Regions from separate parts of the Mus musculus genome. Here regions 1 and 3 are each linked to region 2. A link is a loop called in an ENCODE intact Hi-C map of the cell type or tissue named here. Cell type or tissue: left cerebral cortex. All regions are shown on one strand.

Region 1 (8,000 bases), 290 kb before region 2:
ATATGTGTGTGAACCACAAAGATGAGAAAAACTACCCTCCCCTCCACATACACATAAGGGTAGTTCTTGCCCCTCATCAAGGAAACTTCTCTTTGAAACAGACAGAGAATATTACAGAAAATCACAAAGGATCCAAATGCCGTTGGAGAGCCCAGTCCCAGTGGAGAGATCTACAAAACACGCCCACACCAAAGGCTCAGAGAACACTTTGGAAGAGGGGGCAAAAAATTAGTAAAAGCCAGAACTTCAGGGAGTTTGCTCTAAGACTGTGTCTCCTAGTGATGTCAAAGTTACATCCACAAAAATCTCACAGGCATGGCTGCCTAAACAGGACCTGAACAGGGGATAACACAGAAGAGGGAAATCTCAGGGGCCTCAAACGCAGACAAAGAACTACAGGCAACTGAGGAATGCCGAGAATGGGAGAAATGGTCTTCCCCAGGGAAGAGCACACCCACTGGTTATCCAACACCAAACTGTTAGCCCTGAACACATACCTAAAGGAGGTTGAATTATTAATATAATCATATATACATCTATACACACACATGCACACATATTCTTTACTTATCCTCAGAAAATAAAAGAGGAAAAAAAGGCCATGAATTAAAAGACCTGGGTAGGGGGTACATGGAAGATGTTGGAAGAAGGTAAGGAAAGGGAGAAATAGTGTAATTTTATTATAATCTTCCCAAATTTATATTTGAAAATAAATAAATGGAAGACAAAAAAAATTCATTCCCTCATGAAGCTGATCTTTTGGTGGACAAGATGGATTATCAATAAAAACAAACAAGCAATTGCTAAAGTAGATTAGATAGTGACTTCTGGCAAAAGTAAAATAAACCAGGAAATGGGAAAAGGGATGTGGGAGGGTGTGACACTGAAGTGTGAGGTCAGGACAGGCTTGCAGAGGATGACGTTTGAGTTGAGACTGGAAAGACAAAATAAACTTGATATAGACTCAGTACTCTATTGGAACAAGAATGGAAGGCAATGGGAAGAGCAAGTTCAAAGGCCCTGAGGCAGAATATTGTGGGGCATTGGGCTATACACAGACAGCCTGGTTTCCAGGTGAGGCTAGATGTTGAACCCCAGAACCCGGTGGTGATAATTCACCTACATGGGACAGAAGGAGTTCTCTCATGTCTCCTGGAACTCTGGCTCCTGTCGAAGTTACCGCCCCCTCAGCCCCCACAGCCCCAATAGGAGAAGCATGGCTAGTAGTCACATAGACAATGTCCCAGGCTTCTGACCTTCAAGTTAAGCTCCTCCCCAATTACCTAGCAACAGTAAGATAAAGCAGCCCACTATAAGAGGGGCTGCTTGGCCCCTCCTCACTCTCTCCTCTCCTGCTCTTACTCTCTTGCTCCCTCTCACTCTCTCTTTCTTACTCTCTAGCCTTTCTTCTCTCTCTCCTTTCCCCCTTCTCTCCTCTTGGCCATGGCTGGTCTCTCTCTCTCTCTCTCTCTCTCTCTCTCTCTCTCTCTCTCTCTCTCTCTTTCTACCTTTTCTCTTTCCCCCTGCCTTTCTACAATAAAGCTCTAAAATCATAGACTGTCTCTGCTCATCAAGGCTGCGCAGACTCTCGCCGCAGGTGTGGGAACCTCTCTCCCTCAGCCTTCTCTCCCATAACCCAGGGGTACAGTGTGTCACCCCAGGGGAACCCCTGATTTCAGGGGCTGTCCCTTGTCCTCCAACCCCCCCCCCCCCACTGAGTGGGGTCAGTGGCTTAGATGCCCACTCAGGGCCGTATGGAAAGCGTCCGGCAGCCCTCCCACGTCCGTCCACCTGCCCAGAGCATAGGAGGAACTCTGGCCTACCCTCCCTCCCCCCTCTTTCCCCTGCCCCACCCCTTTTAGTTCCCACAGAATATATCTTCAGTGGAATGGACACTTGCTCCTGGTCTTGTCTTCACAATACTAGGGAGGACACCTGGCATCAATTAGTGATCAATAAAGATGGGGTGAATGAATCAGGAAAAGCCTGCTCAGAGCTCAACTAATGATGGCCCCGGGGGCACCGTCTCCTTCACCGGCTGTTCTCAGGCTTGGAAGAGGCCTCCTTCTCCTATTGACTACATCAGCACTGGTGTTAAGTCCCGGTTCAGGCTCTATGCTCTGTAACTCTTGTCTCAGGTGCTCAGGAGTATGAGGAACGAGGAATGGTTGAGCACAGAACTTCCCAGCCAACATATGCAACACAGAGAGTCCTAACTACTAAAAAATAAAGAGATAGGGTTTGAAAGATAGCACAGTAACTAAGAACACTGGTTGCTCTTCCAGAGGACATGGGGTCCCCAGCACCCATATGGCAGCTCACAACCTTCTGTAACTCCAGTTCCTGGTGCCCTCGTCTGGCCTCTCAGGCACTGTGTACACGTGATGAGCAGCCATAAAAGCAGGCAAAACCTCATACCTGTGAAATAAAAATAAATATCTTTAAAAGAAGAATAAATCAAATTGAAAGACCAGGAAGATGGTTCCGTGGATAAAGCACTTGCCTCATAAACACACGAACCTGGGCTCAGGGTTTGGCTTTTCCCATCCCCCACCCCGCTCTCGTTTCCTGGGGGTCTTTTTCTCTGTGTGTCTTTCTCTGTGTGTATTTCCTCAGCCCTAATAAAAAAGCATCACACACACACAACTAACCACAACAAATGTCATTTCAGATTGTCTGAACAGAAATCCATCAATCTCTGTCCTCTACGCGCAGCCCCCCAACACATGCACATATGTACACAAAATATAAATAAGTTAAAATATATGAAACCAAAAGTCCCAAGGGAGCTCACCGAGGACAAAGCATCATGTCGCTCTTACCACCCTCCAAGGGCTGAGTCCAACACTGGCAGGAAAAGGAGGCTCTCTCCCCACTCCCTCCAAACCCTCTGGGACTAAGGTAGAAGGGGGTGGGATGGGGGGGACACTAAGATTTACTTATTAATTGAGGAATGAGGTTTCAAAGCTGGTAAGTAGCAGGACCTGGAATCTAGTTTGAAGCCACCCAGCTCCAAATGGTCCTGAAAATCTTCTCACGGTGAGTGTGGAAGCCATCCCTAGACTGGGGACAGGTGGCTGGAGCCACAGCAGAAGTACAACCTGAGAAAGCAAAGGCAGGTGCCTCAGGCCAAGGGGCCCAAGGGGCAGTTCGGTTAGTGGAGGCCAGGGGTGGGTATGGGTTCTAGGGATTGCAGTATGTAAAAGTTAACAGCCCCTCTGGTCTGGCAGGGTGTCCAGAGAAGTTGGGTCCGGGCAGGAGGGTTCGGGCACCATAGGAATTTTTCGTACAGTGCATGAGCCCTTAACATGCCATTTCCAAGTTCAAGACTAAGTTCAACGTAGAGACAGAGAACTACCTGTATCCCTAGCTGAACTCAGAACAGAGGGAATGTTTGTGGTTGAAACTCTCCTGCTCCCTCCCACAACCACCCCTCTTCCTCCCCTGCTCCCTACAAAGGCTGTCATTACCCCATTTCTAAGGATAAGAAAACCTAGAATCAGAGTCGGTCAAGGCCAAGGCCAAAGCCCACTGTGGGGGCCAATCTTGGAATTCTGAGACCAGGGGTAATGGTGTAGAACACTCCCACAATCAGGCCTGGATTGAAGCTGGTTGGAATCCCAGCTTTGCTCCACTGCACTGGTCATCTCCTGCATGTACAAACTCCTCGTAGATTTAAACACTGTGTCCCAAAGATGATCATGACGCCCCCCTGGCTGGACTTAGTTTTCACATCTGTAAAATGGAACTGACTAGGTCCTCTTCACTGCTAGAGAGTTAAAGCAAGTGAACTCAAAAGCAGAGCCAAAGCAGATCAAAGCCCCCGGACCGGAGCTTTGTGAAGGCTGGGACCCAACTCAGATTTATTCACTCAGCCTCGGGCACCATGCCTGGCACACGGAGAGGCGCCCAATAAATGTTTGCTTGAGCAAGGACCAGCCCTCAATAAATAACAGCTGTTGTTGACTCGGCTAACGGAGGCAAGGCACTGGGCTCTCCCCTTGTCTCAACCCCCTCGCTAGCCCCCAACTCAATTTTGCCCCTTTCTCCAGGACCCCCATCTCCTCCACCTCTTTCTATTCAAACTTTCCTCCCTCACAATTTCCCGCCTAACCCCTCCTTTCCGTCCTCCCCCCCATCCCCCTACTGTGTGCGTCCACTCCTCCCCCACTCTCCACCTCTGTCCCTTCACACCCCCTGCCTTCTTCTATCTCCGCCCCCAGCCTCCCCTCTCCCGTACCCCCCCCCCCAACCTTCTCCAACTCCCATCCCAAATTCCTCCTCAGCATCTCCACCCACACGGGCGCCCTTCGCGAGGCGGGGTAATCCGGGCTCCGGGGTCCTTGGCTTGGGTCCAGCCTGAGGCCCTGGGCGGCGGCGGCGGCGGAAGCAGCAGCAGCGGCGGGCGGGGTTTGGGTTTTTTTTTTTGGTTTTTCTTTTTTTTTAATAACCCTGGCAGGCTGCTCAGGAAGTGAGTGCCTTCCCGCGCCCCCTCCCCCGGCCACGCCACCGGGCGCTTGCTCCCTCCCTTCCTGTGCGCCGGGCGGTGAGTCTGTGCGTCTACAGCGGACCGAAGGCTCCAGGCACGCAGGTACTGGCGATCTGGGGACCCAGTTGGGCGGCGCAGTCACCGGAATGCAGTGATTATAAGTGACTTTGTGTGTCTCGGGGACAAGATGTGCTGGACGGATCCCGTTGTGCGAGTGCTGTGTTGGTGCCGAATGTCCCTAAGTGTTGCAGATACAGACTGCCTGTTTGGGTTGGCTCAGGTTTGGGGCGGGGGTCGAGGTCAGCCACGTATCCAAATGGTTGTGCTTCTGCGGATTGTATGACCTTATGGCTTTCAGCATCTGGGAGCGACTGTGTGGGCAGACTGTTGAGGTGTGTTGAGTGTTTGCCTAAGTGAGGGTAAGAAAAATGCCTCTCGTGCATGTAAATGCCAAGTGTGTCTGTCTCTGAATATTTGCGTTTCTCAGGAGTGTTATTAGTGGAAATGCCTGCATGCATATGTGTCTGAGTTTGTAGAATTTCTTAGTTCCCCCTGCTATGAATGTGTAAACTTGTGCATGTGTGTGTGTTAACTTTCTGTGTTAAATGAGCGTGTATAGGCTGCTAGGCTTGTGGCTTGTCTTGGACTGTGTAACTGTGCACATAGGCCTGTTTGTCTGGGTTTATGGGCTGTCTGGGTGTCCATGTGGAAATATGTGTTTCTGTATACATAGGTGTGGAGGTATGTAGTTGTGTGTGTTTGGGTTTAGTGAACCAGGCCTTCCTGCTATTCAAGTGTGGGTTGCCCTATAGAGTGTGATTGTGTTTGTTTGTGTGTCTGCCTGTGAGAGTGGAGCTGGGGCTGCTACTTCCCCTCAGATGGTCATCTATGCCACAGAACTCTGAAGCAAGGAGCCTCCCTACCAGGGGGAGACACACTTTAATTAACAGCTGGTTGGTGGTAATGGGAGTGGTGACCTGTGCAGCCCCTCCCCTTAGGCCTCCCCTCTGGCTGGTCCTTTTGTCTGTGTGCTCACAGCAGCCAGGCCAGATGTGCAGCGCCTGGAGGAAGCCTGCTGCCTCAGGCTGATGGCTGCCTATGCCTGGCCAAAGAAGCTCTGTCCTCCACTGAGAAGCCTCCACCTCTTTAGCTGGGTTTCCCGCACAGCCTACAAAAGTCTAGGTGTGGAGTGCTGGTCCCTATAGGATCCCCAGGATGTGATGGAGCCACACACATTCCCGGGAGGCTTTTCCCTCTTCCAGCACTTGTGCCCTTCCCCCAGGCTAGTGGCCTCCCTGCAGCCTGCCAGAGGAGGGGCCTGGGGGACAGGGGCCAAGCCTAGGTACACACACACACACACACACACACACACACACACACACACACACACACACACACAGGAGAGACAGAGACAGACAGATACATATACACACCCATAGTGTCATCTTGTGCCCAGCCAAACATGCGACTCCTCTCAATTGTAACTCATCCTCAGATTGGCTTTGTCTGCCCCAGACCTACTGACTTGTTTGTGGTCTCTCCTGTAGCCCCATCTTGGTATCATTCCTACCAGTAGCTGTTACCCTGTGGGCAGGTGTGGCCACCCCATCAGTCACTCACCCAGTAGAATCCTTTTACCCTGCCTCCAGTTTTACCCCATCTGAGCCAGAACCACTAGGTAGCCTGTGCAGTTAGTTATTGGGAGGGGGAACTCAAGAATAGAAGATTGTGATGGCTTGACTTGGGGGTGGGGGGTGGGGTGGGAGGAGCTAAGCACCAGAATCAGGTTCTACTCCTGCCTGGTAGGATTAGAATGAAAGGTCAGAGGTTGGGAGGCTGGGTCTCCTGCCATTGCATCGAGACCCTGCTACCTTGAGTGAAAATGGGATATTTAAGGCTAGAGGGAGTCATTATCAGTCTTTTTAAATTTTAAATATATTTAAATATATATTTGCTTATATTAATGTGTACATGTATGTGTTGGTATGAGTTTATATATACCATGTTTATGGAGGTGCCCATAGAGGCCAGAAGAGGGCATCAGATTCCCCTGGACCCAGGGATATAAGTGGTCATAATCTGCCTAATATGGGAGCTGGGAGGGGCAAAGCTCAAGTCCTCTGTAAGAGCATTAATCCTTCTTAACTACTGAGCCGTCTTTCCAACCTTCTGAATCAACTTCAGATTTAGTTGAGGTCTCCTCAAAAGGAGTGGTGGGAAAGATAACATACTAGCTAGTGAGGCCTCCAGAAGTGGGGGCTGAGAGGAAGAAGAAAGGAACCCACCACCCAACCCAGAGTACACAGTCTAGCTGAACAAAACTGTGAGACCTCAAAAGATCTGTGTGAGAGATGCCTGTTATTGGAGGGATCCAAGCAGAAGTAGGGAATGTAACTTTCTCTGCTAGCATCTTGGAGAAATTCCGGCTTCTCTGTCTTCTGCCAAACTGCCCTGTTTGGGGATTGACTCTCAGACTTGGCTGGAATGCAATGAAAACAAGACTGTGTGATTAAGGGGGGCTTGGATTTGTACAGAAGAGGAGGTGGAGGGTGGAGACCAGAGGGCAGGAAAGGGGGTTGGCAGAGTGGTTAGCCCAAAGTAGTGTCTCCAACAGACTAGTCTGGGGCAGATGCCTGAGAAACAGGCCTGCTGGCAGGATTAACTCACATTAGGAAGCAGAAAGGATCTGAGAGCGAAAGCAGAATAAAGATGGCTCGGTGGATAAAGGACCCTGCTGCCAAACCTGATGACCTGAGGTTGGCCCTTTGGCTCCACGAGGTAGAAGGAGAGAGCCAGCTCAAAGTTGTCCTCTGACCTCCATACACAAAATATAAAGGATTTTTTTTTAATTAAAGGGAAAGGCTAGGAATATAAGGTGAAGGTAGAGCCGCTGACACTGTACGATCACGATGTAGGGGGTATCAGTGTACCTGTAAGCCAGGCATGGTGGTACATATTTGATCCCAACACTAGGGAGGCAGAGGCAGGTGTATCAGTTCCCTAGCCTGGGACACCCTCTGTTCCCCCAGGATTGGTTATTTTTTGTCTTTCAAACAGCTGGTTTCTCTAGAGAACGGTTTACAATCTGAGACATCCTCTTTTCTCCACACTGTCTGTCGCTGCCACGAGCAAAGCTTCAGGAGGATAAAAGACAGCAAGCACCCACTGTCGTGTGGGGAGTGGAAGATCACCTACTCTCAATCCACCCCCGCCAGGACAGCCATTAGCCACGGAATGGATCTGATTCCTACCATAGTTTGCTGCATAATCCTGGTCCACTTTCATCACCGCTCCTCTATACAAAGGATGATCTAGAATGACTGATTCTAGTCCCCTCTTAGGAGGACACTTATTCTGAACATGAAATACACTAGTGTTTGTCTTAGTATTTTCCTGTTCATATGACAAAATATCTAGACAAAAGTAATTTAGGGGACAAAGGGCTTATTTTAGCTCATAGTCCAGGAGTACGGTCCATTTCATTATGTTAGAGAAATCAGATAGGCAGGAG
Region 2 (8,000 bases):
CCCTTAAAGGCAGGCAAAAGACCTGACACTCTCCCCAATGGACTATCACCTCACAGTATTAATAGAAAACACTACACACACACACACACACACACACACACGCTATAGGAATGTATTAATGTAGTATCTGACTGTAGCATGGTTACAGCTACTGTAATTGAAACAATGAGAGAGACTGGGAAAGAAGACTCTCCCAGCTCAGGCTGCCTTTGAACTCATGATCCCTTCTTCCAACCTCTTCCCAAAGGCTGGGATTACAGGCTTGCACCATCACAGACTCAGATGGCAAGGCTGGCTTTAACCTGTCAAACTGTGGTGAGATCTTGTTTCAAAAAGCCAAATACACATTGTTTGGGAGGTGAAGGCTGAAGGAGCAGAAGTTCAAGGTCATCTGTGACTTCAACAAAGTCAAAGTACAAAACAAAGCAAAAACCCAGGAAAGCAGAACATGGACAAAACGTGTGCGGCAATGGGCTATGCACAGACAGGCTGGTCTCCAGTCGAGCTGAACCCCGGGACCGGTGGTGATAATTCACCTTCATGGGACAGAAGGAGTTCTCTCATGTCTCCTGGAACCCCGGCTCCTATCAAAGTTACCGCCCCCCTCAGCCCCCACAAGAGAAGCATGGCTAGAAGTCACGTAGGCAAGGTCCCAAGCTTCTGACCTTCAGGCTAAACTCCTCCCCAGTTACCTAGAAACAGTAATGACCATAAGAGGGGCTGCTTGGCTCCACCTCACTCTCTTGCTCTTACTCCCCTTACTCCCCTTACTCTCCCCTCCCCTCCCCTTACTCGCCCCTCCCCTCCTCACTCCCCTCCCCTTACTCCCCCCTCCCCTCCCCTTACTCTGCCCTCCCCTCCCCTTCCCCCTCCCCTCCCCTCCCTCCCCTTTCCCCTCCCCTCCCCTCTCCTCTCCTCTCTCCTCATGCTCTCCTCTCTCTCTCTCCCTCTTCCTCTCTAGCCTTTCTTCTCTCTCTCCCTTTCCCCTTCTCTCCTCTTGGCCATGGCCAGTCTCTCTCTCTCTCTTTCTACCTTCTCTCTTTCCCCCTGCCTTTCTACAATAAAGCTCTAAAACCATGGACTGTCTCTGTTCATCAAGGCTGTGCAGACTCTTGCCTGTGTGGGAACCTCTCTCTCTCAGCCCTCTCTCCCATAACCCCGGGGCTACAGGGTGTTGTCCTGGGGCCCTGGTCGGGGCTGCCCCTTGTCTACCACCCGTAGAGTGGGGTCAGTGGCTTAGATGCCCATCTGGGGCCCAGTGGAAAGCGTCTGGCAGTCCTCCCGCGTCTGCCTGCCCAGAGCAAAGGAGGAACTCTGGCCGGACGTGGGCTATCCTCCCTTCCCCGCTTCACCTACCCCTTTTAGTTCCCACAAAAACTAAAACAAACTAAAAACCCAACCCCTTGCCCAAAACTGGGAACAAACAAACCTCCCTGGTATCCCGCCAACTTATTTCTTGCTGACATATCTAGTTCAAGGTCCCAGTGAGGGAGTTTTATACTTCTTATCTTTGCCTGGAGTATCCTCCTTTTAAGTGTCACCTTGAAAGCTGCCTTCCACAACGTTTCCCCTAAACCCTAAATTCTCCATTCAGTACAGATGAGGGTCTTGCATCTCTTTTTCAGAGTACTCATTACTCCTTCACAGAACCTTGGCTTGAACAAGGCGCAGAGATCTCAGTGATTCCCTTGCCTGACACAAAATCAGCTAGTTATGTTAGGAGGAAAAAACAAACAAGCAAATTGTAGTAGCTTTTGATCAGATCATAACTCCAAATGGGTTAAAGTTAAATGTTTAAATGTACTTTTTTTTTTTTTTTTTTTTCGAGACAGGGTTTCTCTGTGTAGCCCTGGTTGTCCTGGAACTCACTCTGTAGACCAGGCTGGCCTCGAACTCAGAAATCCACCTGCCTCTGCTTTTTTTGTTGTTGTTGTTAAATGTACTTTTAAAACTTTTTTTTTTTTCTTTCTTCTAGACAGAGTTTCTCTGTATAGCTCAGGCTGTCCTGGAACTCAGAAATCCACCTGCCTCTGCTTTTTCTGTTGTTGTTGTTGTTAAATGTACTTTTAAAACTTTTTTTTTTTCTTTCTTCTAGACAGGGTTTCTCTGTATAGCACTGGCTGTCCTGGAACTCACTCTGTGGTCCAGGCTGGTCTCAAACTCAGAAATCTGCCTGTCTCTGCCTCCCAAGTGCTGGGATTAAAGGTGTGCACCACCACTGCCCAGCTAAAAAGTTTTATTGATATATGGTATGTATGTGCATAGGTTGATGTATATAGCACACTATGGAGATCTGAAGACAACTTGTAGGAGTTGGGTCTTTCTTTGCATTACATGGTCCTAGGGATGAAACACAGATCGTCAAGTTTGGCAGCAAGAACCTTTACATGCTAAGTCATCTCACTGACCTTCACAAATGTAATTTTAATTTATTTCTGTGACAATTTTTTGATCTATAATCTCAGTATGTTTATAAGTACACCTGTATGTGTCTATTATATTTACATTATTTTCATCTGTCTATCTGTCTCTGTCTGTCTGTCTTCCTACCTATCTATTGTGATAGGTGCGCTAGACAAGTTCTGTACCATTGAGTTAGATATCTCCAGTAGAGCAGACATTTATTAAGTAACTAGTGTATGCCTGAGGCAGTGGATAAAAAGTTTCCTGATCCTAAAATGTCTAGTAGGGGTGATGATAGTAACCTTGCCTTTCTACTAATGAAAATTGCTATTTAGTTAATAAACCATTGCTATGGCAATGATAATGACTAGGGAAAGGCTGTGCTAAGGATTCTGTTTGTTTTTTGTTTTGTTTTCTTGTGGCACATAGATTTCAGGGGCACATAGATTGAACACTTAGAAATATAGGAAAGTATCACATATAGATAATATTTCTTTTTTTTTTTTTTTTTTTTTAAAGATTTATTTATTTATTATATGTAAGTACACTGTAGCTGTCTTCAGACACTCCAGAAGAGGGCATCAGATCTTGTTACAGATGGTTGTGAGCCACCATGTGGTTGCTGGGATTTGAACTCCGGACCTTCGGAAGAGCAGTCGGGTGCTCTTACCCACTGAGCCATCTCACCAGCCCCCAGATAATATTTCTTAAAGTGGCACAATATATGCAAAGTTCCTGCGGTGGACAAGATCCAGGCTCTTACGACTTCAACAAGACAGTAGGAATTAAACTCGTTATATAAATCCCATTAGAATAGTTTGCTTAGATTTTTCCTGTAGCTCCCTACTGTCCTGTGAATGAAACCTCTTTTCTTACTCCTGAACCAGGCAGGATTTAGAGGTAGCTGGCTGAGCAGCATCCCACTGCCCTGCTCTGATCTTCTCAGATTCTACTGTAGGCCCGCCCTCAGGCGGGTCCCCACCCTGCCCCCGCCCAGATGGCTCACTCTGTCTTACAATTGGATAGTTCGGTTAGATTCGTGCTCTGGTTGGCTGAAAAAGCCGTCAGTTAGGGGTGAAAGCCTTGATAACCCGTGCGGAGCTTCGAGGGGGCGGGCTCGGGTGCGGTGCGGGCGCTGCCGGGGCTTCTCATTCAGGTAAAGTCAACCACGCGAGTCCTGGAGGGGAACAGTGGACCCAAGTGTCCGGGAGGGGTGTGATGCTTTTAGCCCCCTTCTATGGGTTCTGTGCGTTGCAACGGGGTGGGCGCCGTGTCCTGTAATGGTGACCATTTGGACATTGGGAGCCTCAGGTGGTTTAAAGCCGACCGGAGAGGGGGGACCCTAGATTATTAGGCAGATCGCCACCACATGGCCATCCAGGACCTAACCAGAGGAACTTGTGCGCATTTTAGTCTCCTAGATGCCTTAGGGGACCCTTCCCCAGAGTTGGCTTGAAGACCTGGGAATGGGTTTCTTGCAGTGGGGTGGAGTGGGCGGATGGTACGGAAACGGTGTTGGAGGGAGGAACGGATGTCCCCCACTCCCCGGACCTACTGACAATAGCAGCGGATGGAACCGCCCAGCGGTTTTTCCTGTAGGAAACTGCCCTGTCTTTTCTAAGCGGACTTGGTTCTGTATGTTTGGGGAGGTGTGTGTGTGTGTGTGTGTGTGTGATGATTCAAGGACCCCTTGTCCTGCCATCATCTAGCTCTTTCCCCCATCCTGCGTTTGAGAATCCTATCCCAACATGAAGGGCTCCCACCTAGAGCCTTATCAGTAAGACATAACTTCTTCAGGACCTCGGGTATGCATGCTCTGTGTCCTGTCCTTCAGGTTTCCTGATGACAGCTCTCCTGATCACAGCTCTCTAGACTGATCGCAGCTCTGTGTCCCGAAATAGTCCCAGGGCTGGGTGTGGGGGCGTGTGGCTTCAGCTCTGACAGCCTAATGAGGGGGTCTCAGGCAGGGGATCCGGATTTAACTTTGATAGCCAGGCAGTGTGGGAGATATGAGGGCAGCTACACGCCCTACTCCGGGAGGCATTGGCTTGTGTAGCAGTCTAATGTTGGCTTGCCCCACCACACTCCTTACTCCCAAGGCTGGAACTGACAGCTGTGAGCTGGGAGGGTGATATGTGGCCTGGGTTCCCTGCAGTTTCTAGGGGAGCAAAAGGGAATCTTTCCAAAAGCGCCTATTATCCTAGTTACCTGAGAGGTCCAGGTAGGATGATTAAAAGTTGAAGGCGCCGGGCGTGGTGGCGCATGCCTTTAATCCCAGCACAGGCAGAGGCAGGCAGATTTCTGAGTTCGAGGGCAGCCTGGTCTACAAAGTGAGTTCCAGGACAGCCAGGGCTATAAAGAGAAACGCTGTCTCGAAGAAAAAAAAAAAAAAAAGAAAAGAAAGTTGAAGGCCTGCCTGAGAGCTGCAGAGTGAGTTCAACGCCTGTTTAAACAATTGAGTAAAGGGGTCAGTGAGATGGATTGGCCAGTAAAGGTACTTGATCAGGGAATGACATCCTTGTTGCATCCCTGGGATTTACTCGTGTAAGGAGAGAACTGACTCTATAGAGCTGCCCTCTGCCCTCCACTCTCACCCCATGGCATCCTTGCACCCACCCACCCTTCCACCTCCTACATAAAATAAATAAAATGTAAAAAAAAAAAATTAAAAAGGGGTTAGTGGTGTAGCTTAAAACTCACCTAGCTTCTGTCAGTGGGGCTGAGGGCAAAAAAAAAAAAAAAAAAAAAAAAGCATTCATTTGGGCGTAGTGGTACATACCTGAAATCCTAGCATTCCAGAAGCAGAGACAGGGGAATCTCTTTTTAGAGGCCATCCTGATTAGCAAATTTCAGGCCAGCTAGCTCTCCATAGTGAGACCCTGTCTTAAATACATAAAATAAAACAAAAAGCAAACAGGGCAGCACTCAGCAGGGAGAGGCAGAACAAGTTCTTTGAGTTCAAGGCCAGCCTGGTCTAGATAACATAGGGAGAATTTTTCTCAAACACAAAACAGAACAAAACGAAGCTGATCCATATGTAAAAGAGGGAAACTGAGGCTGTGGCAGTAGCTCTCTTATTACAGTATTTGTTTAGTGTGCATGAAAGCCTTGTGCTCCATCTCCAGCACTGCACAAGCCAGGTGTGGTAAAGCACACGTGATCATCTCAGCACTCAAGGGTTGGAGGGAGGGGAGTTGAGTTCACTGTCAACTATGGAAGGAGTTGGAGGCCAGCCTAGGCTTCCTGAGACCTTGTCTCAAAACAAAACCAAAGAAAACAAAACTAATGGGCTGGAAAGATGACTCAGTGCTTACGGTTGAGTACGACCCTTGTCATTTGATTCCAGCTGTCTTAGTCAACTCACACCTGTGACTCCAGCTCCAGGGGAGCTACAGCTTTTGGCATCCATGGGCAAATACCCACACACAGCCCCAAACCATCCAAATTAAAAGCAAACAGCAACCCTTATTGCTGTTTACCACTCTAGTAATCTCTGCCCTATGTCTCAGTCCAGTCTTTGTGCCTGGATGCTTCAGTCTTAAAAATGACCTGGGGCTGCTTTCTCGGTCCTGTTGCTTTGGATTCGGATGTGACCAGGTTTCTGGAGGAAGGGGCAGACTGCACAGGATCACACTGCAGCTGCGCAAAAGGCAGTTTCAGACCCCTGAGCCCCGGTCCAGGTTTTTTCTGAAGCTCAGTTTTTCCCTGGCAATTTCCTAAAAACAAGTCCTGAGAGGCACTGGCTGTCCTCCATGGTGACCTGCTGTCCTGCCCTTGTAGCCAGTGTGAGGGGACAGGAAACAGCTGCTTGGGGTGGGGAGGAAAACTTCAGAGCCTTAGGTTGGACAGGGGAAGGGTTAGAGGAGGGAGCTCAGAGAGTAGAAAGGGGTTCTCCCAGCAGTGGAGAGGGTAATGTGTTAGTCATGCTGATGGGTGCTGAAGAGCTAGTAATGTCTGGCACTCAGATCGCCATGCAGAATTTGAAAAGCTGGAAAGAGTGGCTGGGTTTTTAGTTGTTTGAAGCAGAGGGTTGGTTAGCAAGAAGATGGGTTGGGTCTGCTCGATGTAAAGCTACACAATCAAGGGCTTGACTGGTCACTACAAACAAGGGGTCCCTAGAAGGTGGAGAGAACCTAATCTGAAAGGTGTTTCACATAGGCAATGGACTGAATTGCACTGTAAATTGCCACCAATAATCCATGGTGCAGAATTCTACAGGGGCTACTCAGGGAGAGTATACGGTAGAAAATCAATGTGAGCCACTTTTTGCTCCCCCAAGGCTTTTCATGTGGGTACTCAAAGTCCCACCCTCTCATCATTCCCTTTTTGTCCATTTTTGCATGTATATGGGGATGCTAGGCATTGAGGATTGAGCACAGGTCCTTATGCGTGTTACAACACTGCAGTGCCTGAAACTACGTCCCCGTCCCTATCCTATCCTGCTTCTGGTTTTTGAGACAGGGTCTCTCTAGGTACCTCTGGTTGTCTGAGAACCCACTGGTATTCTCCAGCTTCTGCTTCTGAGTCCTGGGATTAAAGTTCTAGATTTAATGCTTGATCTTAACTAACCCATTACATGTGATTTCATTCCTTCTCTACCTGCTCTTCCTCTTTCGGAAATAGTTTTTCAGTATACAACTTAGCCTTGCTTGTAGCCCAGCCTGATCTGTCTTCCTATCTCAGCCTTCTGAGTGGAAGGAAGGCTTACAGTGTACCACCACATCTAGCTTTCTTTCTTTTCTCTTCTTTATTCCTCCCTTCCTTAAAAAAGTTATTTTATGCACATGAGTGTTTGCCTGCATTTACGTATGCACTCCACGTGTGTGGCAGAAGAGGGCATTGAATACACGGGAACTGGAGTTATAGGAAGTTGTGAGCCACTGTGTGAGTGCTGGCAACCAAACTTGGGTTCTCTGGAAGAGTAACAATTACTCAACTCTTCAGCCCCTTCTTTACTTTAAAATTTTGTTTTTTATTATATGTGAACGTATCTGAGTATGTATGTAGACCTAGTGTCCTCCGGGTCAGAAGACTGTTGGATCCCCTGGAACTGGAATTACAAGTGATTTTGAGCTTTCTGTCCAGTGTGGGTGCTGGGAACTGAACTTGAGTCCTTTGTAAGAATAGTTAAGTGCTCTCAACTACTGAGCCATCTCTCCAACCTACTTTTCTGAGATAGGCTCTTATGTATTCCAGACTGGCTTCAAATCTTATGTAGCTGAAGATGATTTTGAACTCCTGATCTGCCTGCTTCTACCTCTTGAGTGATGGGCATTCACCACTAGTCAGTAACCAAGGGCTTCGTGGGTGCTAGACAAGTATTCTACCTAGTGAACTACATCTCCAGCCCAGGATTTGTTGCTTTTTGGGTGCTGCTCCAGATCAAATTCATGTCCTTGTGTATGCCAGGCAAATCCCCAGTTCTAGACCCTCATTTTCTTAGCCTTCAAATGTCATCTGAGGAGTCCTGCTCACTGAACTCCTCATGCATAGTTACAGCTTTGCCTCTTTTGGTGCTGGTGTTTGCCTGTCCTAGAGACATTCCAGAGAGACAGGTGTTCAACTATCGTGACACTGAGACTTAGCTAGAGTTATAC
Region 3 (8,000 bases), 50 kb before region 2:
TGAATATAAGATGACTCTCCAAGGCTGACCAGGTCACCACCATTGTTATAATGGCTGACCTGCCCTAAGCCTGAGCCTCTGAAGGCTGTGAGTCTCAAAAGGGACTGGCAGGTGCAGTGTATTCACATTCTGAGGGATTTGCCATATACAGGCAAGTGAAGATAGTGGCCTGTCTGCTGCTAGCTCTCTTCCCTTTTCGTTTCCTAGCACTCCTTTTTCTAATTTAATGGTTTAAAGTCTGAATGGAAAGGACAAATGTTAATCCTCAGATGAGATGGAAGGAATGGAGAGGACACCTAGGGTAAGCACAGACAGAATGCTAACCTTGGGGGTTAGGCAGCTACTGTGACTTACTGAAGAAGGTACCTGCCAGACCAGGAAAGGAGGCCAGTGGGGGAGGGCAGTCGGGGCAGGCGGCCACTCCCCCACTGCCAGCTGCTGCAGGAGCTGATTGGTGCTTCCAGGAAGTGAGTTCTGGAGACAAGTACCAGTAATGGCAAAGGAGTTCCATTGCCCCTGACCTAGTAACTGCTCTTCTGGGAACGCACATCAAGGAACTAGCCCACAGGGCAAAGAGAGGACTAGGGCACACATTCAATGCCAGGCTATTTATAACAGTAAAAAGCCGAAAACAAGCAGGGAATGATCACAGATGCCTGGATGTGCTGACTGGAAGAGAACAGATCCCCTGCCCTGCCTAGAAGCTTCCTCTGGGTGGTCTGAGTGGGGACAGGCCCCTAACAGAGCAGGATTTGAATCTGTCCCACCCATCACCAGAGAGCCTTTCAAATCTCTGGTCTCCAAAACCTTTCCAAAACGTACTCTGCCTCTAAAGTGATACCCGGAATCTAACACCTGCTAATTGGTCTCACATCTGGATAGAGCCCACTCCCAGCCCATGGTGCTGTGTGGTAATCATATCTTTGCAGAAATCTGTCTGGCTCCATCTCAGGAGCCTTTTGCCCCAAGGATACCCCAGTACCTCCACAGTCCCAAGATGCCAAGGCTAGCTTTGAGGACCAGGACACACTCCCAGAAGGGCAAAGGTATGTCCCCTGAGGATCCAGGAGTTAGCTCTCAAAATCATTCACTATCAATCAGGGAGTCCAGCATGAATGGTTAGAGGACCCAAAAGCTCAGTTTGGCATAGAAGGTGTCACAATGCCAGAGATCCCTAAATATGCTCATCAGAAAATGAGGAACCCCAATGACACGGACAGAGGCTCACTAAGTAGGAAAGCTCTTCCTGTAATTGGATACATATGTGTTGAAGGAAGGAGGTATAACAACTGTCTTTTCCATATCTAAGCTTCAATCTTTGCCCCTAAACTTAACCTCTAAGTGGTAAGATCTGTCTTGGGCTCAACCTTGCTCCACCCTTAGGAACCTGCCTTTCTGAACTTGTTTCCCCCCCCCGCCCCCCCCACTTTTTTTTTTAAAGACATACTATGGATGTGTAACCTAAGTTAGCTTTTAAAAAATTTAAAAGAAGCCGGGCGTGGTGGCACATGCCTTTAATCCCAGCACTTGGGAGGCAGAGGCAGGCGGATCTGTGAGTTCGAGGCCAGCCTGGTCTACAAAGTGAGTGCCAGGACTACACAGAGAAACCCTGTCTCGAAAAAAAAAAAAAAAATACAAGAAAAATCTCATTCTGTTGACTTGCCACTCCCACCTCACCCGTTTATGTAGACCAGGCTTGCCTTGAACTCATGGAGCTCTGTCTGTCTCTGCTTCCTGAAGCTGGGATTAAAGGTGTGTGACACCACACTCTGCTAAATTACACGATTTTTTTTCAGTTTATCTCTATATGTGATGTGGAGTACCTGTGACGGGCAGAAGACAATTTGCAGACTCTCTTCCACCATGAAGGTCCCAAGATTGAACTCAGGTCATCAGGCCTGGCAGTGTACACAAATACCTACGCTACCTCACCATCCCAGATTGGCTCTGAACTGCAAAGAAATCCTGTCTTAAGTCAGGGTTTCTATTCCTGCACAAACATCATGACCAAGAAGCAAGCTGGGGAGGAAAGAGTTTGTTCGGCTTACACTTCCATACTGCTGTTCATCACCCAAGGAAGTCAGGACTGGAACTCAAGCAGGTCAGAAAGCAGGAGCTGGTGCAGAGGCCATGGAGGGATGTTCTTTACTGGCTTGCTTTCCCCTGGCTTGCTCAGCCTGCTCTCTGATAAAACCCAAGGCTGCCAGCCCAGAGATGGTCCTACTTACAAGGGGCCTTTCCTCCTTGATCACTAATTGAGAAAATGTCTTACGGTTGGATCTTATGGAGGCATTTCCTCAACTGAAGCTCCTTTCTCTGTGGTAACTCCAGCTGTGTCAAGTTGACACAAAACTAGCCAGTACATCCTCCTACCTCCAACTCTGAGTACTGGGATTGCAGGTGTGCACCACTACTGGCCTGTTTCCTGGATAATATGGGCTGTATAAACTAATAAGGAGGAGTAAAAGGGACCATTATTAAAAAGTTTCAGAATAGTACAGGTACTGCATTTAACGTTGTCCATGTGTGGTTTTTCTTTTTTTCCTTTGAGAAAGGGTTCCAGTAATCCAGCCTGGCCTCTGCACTTTTGATCTTCCTACCTCTGCCTCCCAAGTGTTGCGACTACAGGCCTGCACCATCACCAAGGCGGTGTTAGTGATAAAATCCAGGGCTTTGAGCATGCTGCTGCTAGGAATGCTACCAACTGAATCACTTCTCCATGAATATCAAGAGTTTGAACTAGTCGACAGACAGGCCCCAATCTACCCAATTCCAAAGCACCATAATATAGGGTTCCTGCACATGATCCAGGCTCCACTCCAAGGTAGGCCCCGGGTGTGTCAGTCAGTCCTAGAAGGCTCACACCAATCAGGCTTTGTGGGCACGCCCACAACCTTCTCCTTCGCCTTAACACCAGCTACAATCCTGCTTTCAACGCAGTCCGCCCGCCAAACCCAGGAAAGCCCCGCCCCTCGGGACGCCCCGCCCCAACGGCCTCTCCTACCACCTCGGGCCCCACCCCCCCAAGGCCCCGGCCCCGCCCCGGCGCATCCGGGGTCCGTAGGCCTCGCCGAGCCTCCCTTTCCTCACCACTGCGTACTAGGGCCCGAAGCCTAGCGAACTCCACTTGCCCCGGCTTCCTCCGACTCCCAGCCCGGATAGGCCCCGTTGAAGTCCGGGCCTCCACCCTGAGCTCTCTGTTCCTGTAGCACGGCTTCGGCCCTCCAGTCGCTACCGCCACCTCGCCTGTCTGTACCCCACAAGGCGCACCTTTGAATAGGTAATCGTACTCGTCGTCCCGGGTCCCCATTGTCCTGGCGCTTCCGGCGGGATCGGCGACTCCGCAGCCCCACCACAAACACCCGTCGGGGGCGGAACCGGCGCCGCGTAGAGCGGCGGTCTAAAGGCCAGTCAACGGTGAAAGCGGTAGTGACAGGCACCTGGACAAGCCAATCAGGCTGAGAAACCGAGCTCGGGGGGTAGGAGCCTCCTGGGATCCACCCTTCTAGCCCTCGGTCTCCCGGAGAAAGGCGGAAGGAATGCGGACCTTTTTGAAATGACAGATTCAGCAGCCTATCAAAAGCAGATGGGGGAAGGCGGGACGGAACACTTGAACAATGAAGTGGATTGACAGAGTGCGTAACCAATGAGAGACTGAACTCAGACTGGGCCTTCCAGCGAACCTGTAGGGGAAGGGAAATTGAGCTACCTCTAGGTGACGTTACGGACTTTAACGTCCTGATGACATCATAGATCAGTGGGTCTCCTCCGACCTCTTATTCTAGCCCCATAAATGACCATTTCCGGGCGTATGTTCGTTGATTGGGGGTGCCTTCTCTGGGTTGCAGTTCCCCAGTTCTTTGTTTAAATACAAAGCTTATGTCAGTACCTCCAAAACAAATGGGGATCCTAGGCTTTTTTATTTGTTCCTCTTCTCAAAAAGTTCTCTTGTTTTCTGCTTTCACCATTACTCATATTTTTTCTTTTCTTTTTTTAAGACAGGTTTTTCACTATGAAACCCTAGCTAGACTGGAATTGGTGATATGGATCAGACTATACCTGTCTGATTTTCTTTTTTCTTTATTGTTTTTTTTTTTTTTTTTTTTTTTTTTTTTTGTGACAGGGTCGCACCATGTAGCCCTGGCCATCTGGAACTTGCCCTGTATAGACCAGGCTGGCCTTGAACACAGAGAGCTGCCTGTCTCTGCCTCCCAAGTGCTGGGATTAGAGGCATTGGCCACCACCACCCAGCTTGATTTTGTTTGTTTGCTTGTTTGTTTGTTTGTTTGTTTGTTTGTTGAGACGAGGCCTCAAGTTACCCTGACTAGCTTCATATTGAAGAGGGAGTAGAGATAGAGAAAGGGAGAGAGAGTGGCAAGGAGGGGGGTGGAGAGAGAAGAGGAGAGGCCGGCCAGGGAGAAGGGGCAGAGTGTAGGATAAGAGAGGAGGGGGGCAAACAGCCCCTTTTCTAGTGAGTTAGTCATACCTAGCTATTGCCAGGTAACTGGGAGCCTAGAAGGAATGATAACAATACATATTTACTTTGAACTAACTTCTTTTTTTCTTGTTCTGTTTTATTTGGAGCACAGGGTCTCCCTGCCTAGAACCTGATATTTAACACTGAGAGATCCACCTGGCTCTGCGCCGCTAAACACGCCACCTCGTGCTAGCCAACTTTGAACTTATGATTCTCTTGTACACTGGTAACTTGGAAGTTACCTCTCGGGGGCTGGAGAGATGGCTCAGTGGTTAAGAGACTGACTGCTCTTCCAGAGGTCCTGAGTTCAATTCCAAGCACATGGTGGCTCACAACCATCTGTAATGGGATCTGATGCCCTCTTCTGGTTTGTCTGAAGACAGATACAGTGTACTCGTCACATATATAAAATAAATAAATAAAATCTTTTTTTAAAAATTTACCTCTCTGATTTCATTTTCTTTCTCTGCTTGTGTATTCCTGAGATTATGTGGCTCATTTGGGCCATGAAGTCTTTGTTTAACAGATATTAAGAGATTGGGAGAATAGTAAGGAACAGCAATGCAGCTTAATTTTATTTATGTGTATGTGTGTTATGTTTGCATGTTGTGCACTATGTGTTTGCAGTGCCCATAGAGGTCAGAGATGATGTTGGATCCTTAACTGGAGTAATAGACAGTTGTGATCCACCATGTGGGCACTGGGAATCAAACCTGGGTCTTCTGTAAGAGCAGCCAATGATCTTAACCACTGAGAAATCTCTCAAGCTGGAAGCTAAATTAATTAGAATGCAAAGGCTTGATTTCAATCCCTAGCACTGAAGTGGGGGAAAAGTTATTACTGGCACTATAACAGGTGTTTAGAAGCTGCTTTGGGGCTGAAAATGGGGCTCAAATGAGAGTTCTTAGTATGCACATAAACTGGGTGTGGTGGCATATGCCATTAGGAGAGTTGAGTCCAAGGTCATCTCCTGCCACATATGGAGTTTGAGGCCCTTACTAAAACAAACAAAAATAAGAGGCTAGAGAGATAACTCATCCACTAAGATCACATTCTGTTCTTATAGAAGACCCAGGTTTGATTCTCAGTACCAACATGGTGGCTTACAACCATCTGTAACCACAGTTTCAGGGGATCTGAAACCTTAGGGTCCTGTATTCATGTTTCTTTTTCTTTTCTTTCTCTCTCTCTCTCTCTCTCTCTCTCTCTCTCTCTCTCTCTCTTTCTTTCTTTCTTTCTTTCTTTTTTTGCTTTGTTTTGGTTTGGTTTTGGTTTGTTTTGGTTTTTGGTTTTTTGAGACAGGGTTTTTCTGTGTAGCCCTGGCTGTCCTGGAACTCACACTGTAGACCAGGCTGTCCTGGAACTCAGAAATCCTCTGCCTCCTGAGTGCTGGGATTGAAGGCGTGCACCACCACGCCCGGGTTCATCCTTTTTTTCTTAAGTTTTTATTTTTGGAGACAGGGTCTCTCTGTGTAGTCTTGCCAGTCCTAGAACTCACTATTGAGTCAAGATTAGTCTTGAACTCACAGAAATCTGTGTGACTCTGCCTCAGTAGTGCTGAGGTCAAAGATGTGTGTCTCTATACCAAGCTAAAGCATATGTTGAAGCAATAGGGTGATAAATTCTATATAGGGAATGATGCAGGGTAAGAGGGAAATGTTACATTGGAAACTGGTGCTGTAACTGGAGTCGGGGGAAAACCCAGCCTCTGGCAGCTGAACAAGGTCTTAGTTAGGGTTTTGCTGCTGTGAACAGACACCATGACCAAGGCAAGTCTTATAAAAACAACATTTAATTGGGGCTGGCTTACAAGTTCAGAGGTTCAGTCCATTATCATCAAGGTGGGAGCATGGCAGCATTCAGGCAGGCATGGTGCAGGAGGAGCTGAGAGTTCTATGTCTTCATCCAAAGGCTGCTAGTGGAAGACTGACTCCTAGGCAACTAGGATGAGGATCTTAAACTCACACCCACAGAGGCACACCTACTCCAACCAGGTCACACCTCCAAATGGTGCCACTCCCTGGCACAAGAATATACAAACCATCACAAGTAAGGCTAGCCTAGTTAGCCCAATATGCCAATTAAAGAGATAGATAAAAAGAGTGTTTGCTTAACAAGAACAAAATCCTGGATTCTATAAACAGAACCACAAGTTTGTGTGTGTGTGCATATATAGTGTATGGCAATCTCTAGGCTAGCAGGAGCTACATGAGACCCTTTCAGAAGATGATGCAGGCATGTCTCTGTGACCTCAAGGCCATCCTGGTCTTTATAGTCAGTTCCAGAACTACATAAACTCTGAAGACAGACAGACACAGAGACACAGAGAGAAAGTTTATTTTTACTTTGTGTTCTTTTTAAATATACAAAATGGTATTTTGGTATACAAATGCGTTTAAGACCTGTAGTTAATTTTTGTGTGTGTAGCAAAGTGTCTGATATCTAAGGAAAGCTGTGGCATACGTTGCAAATGTATTGCTGTCTTTCAGAATGTTAGGAACACAAAATATGCATCACTTTCTTGATCTAGTTACTTTTTGTTTTCTCTTTCTAGTGACTAGGACCAAACCTAGAGCCTATATGCAAGTGCTTAGTGACTGAGTCACACACACAACCAGCCCTCACTTAAACTTTTGTAGTCACTAACAGAATTATCAGTACCAAGAGGGCAGGGGACTGTGTGCACAATGTTTCTGTACTCTTGTACTGAGCATCTGTTGAGTGAAGAATAACATAACTGCAGAGTCCACATGGTAGTTAAATAATACTTGTTTCTATTCTGGGTTTGGGGAATCCTGACTTTTTTCCACTTGTCACCCTTGACTACCTCATTCTGTCCCTCATCCTCCTGCATTCCTCAGCTAATCTTGGTTATTGGCTTTACATATTCAAGAAAACTAAACTACAGTTGAGGAATTATCTCCACCAGATTAGCCTATGGACATGTCTATGGACATTTTCTTGACTGCTAATAATTGAAATAGGAGAACCTAACCTATTTCAGTCAGTACTATCCCTAAGCAGGTAGGCCTTGACTGTAAGAAACATAGTTGTACATGAGCCTAGAAACAAGCTACTGTTGCGGCAGCCAGCAGCTCCCAACATGAACTCTGTTCGATTGATATGGCTACTCCAGCTGTAAGAGAGGAATCTAGCCGGGGCGAAAGAAGAAACTGAGCTAAGACAAATTCATTCTGATCAAAGCTCAAATTTTATTGTTGAGACACTAGTTATGAAGGAAGGGGGAGGGGACCCGATTCCCACCGAATAATCTCGGATCCAGTAGAAAGGTGAGCACGTGTGTGGCTCCGAACAGCAAAGCGGCAGGTTCCAGCAGTGGGCATGGCAGAACGAATGAGCAGGAAGCTCCACCCCTGAGCAAGCAGGTTTCAGGCTGGGGGAGGGGAGACTACAAGCTACTATGCAGTGTTCCTCTGTGGTCTCTGCTTCAGTTCCTGCTTTCAGATTCCTGTCTTGAGTTCCAGCCTTGGCTTCTCTTGGTGGACTGTAACCTGTAAGCCAA

Evidence for each region. Hi-C counts contacts between places; a loop is a spot of excess contacts. Peaks named below come from ENCODE experiments on the same cell type or tissue, not always from the same donor. Only the 100,000 strongest peaks of a DNase experiment are listed, where the experiment ranks them.
Region 1: a loop joins it to region 2, with 2.9 times the contacts of the local background. A loop is called at or near these places in 5 of 42 quality-filtered maps.
Region 3: it touches region 2 in a loop (2.6-fold over the local background); 2 of 42 quality-filtered maps call a loop at or near these places.

What each region holds. Positions count from the first base shown.
Region 1 is chr17:33,519,668-33,527,667 of GRCm38, forward strand. Adamts10 (a disintegrin-like and metallopeptidase (reprolysin type) with thrombospondin type 1 motif, 10) reads left to right here and starts at 4,418. Exons shown (of 25, transcript NM_172619.4): 1 at 4,418-4,591. In left cerebral cortex, a CTCF peak has its summit at 4,555; DNase peaks (open chromatin) are centred at 3,802, 4,551 and 5,118; H3K4me3 peaks cover 1,804 bases; H3K27ac peaks cover 730 bases.
Region 2 is chr17:33,807,007-33,815,006 of GRCm38, forward strand. It overlaps Kank3 (KN motif and ankyrin repeat domains 3), which reads left to right and starts at 3,517. Exons shown (of 11, transcript NM_030697.3): 1 at 3,517-3,559. In left cerebral cortex, a CTCF peak has its summit at 3,057; DNase peaks (open chromatin) are centred at 3,452, 3,931 and 4,288; H3K4me3 peaks cover 2,084 bases; H3K27ac peaks cover 2,624 bases.
Region 3 is chr17:33,756,953-33,764,952 of GRCm38, forward strand. Rab11b (RAB11B, member RAS oncogene family) reads right to left here and starts at 3,534. Exons shown (of 5, transcript NM_008997.3): 1 at 3,271-3,534. The coding sequence starts at 3,310. Gm17251 (a long non-coding RNA gene) reads left to right here and starts at 2,906. Exons shown (of 2, transcript XR_003952408.1): 1 at 2,906-3,635; 2 at 4,590-4,915. In left cerebral cortex, CTCF peaks have their summits at 3,692 and 4,835 (motif pointing left); DNase peaks (open chromatin) are centred at 501, 2,956 and 3,560; H3K4me3 peaks cover 1,780 bases; H3K27ac peaks cover 1,374 bases.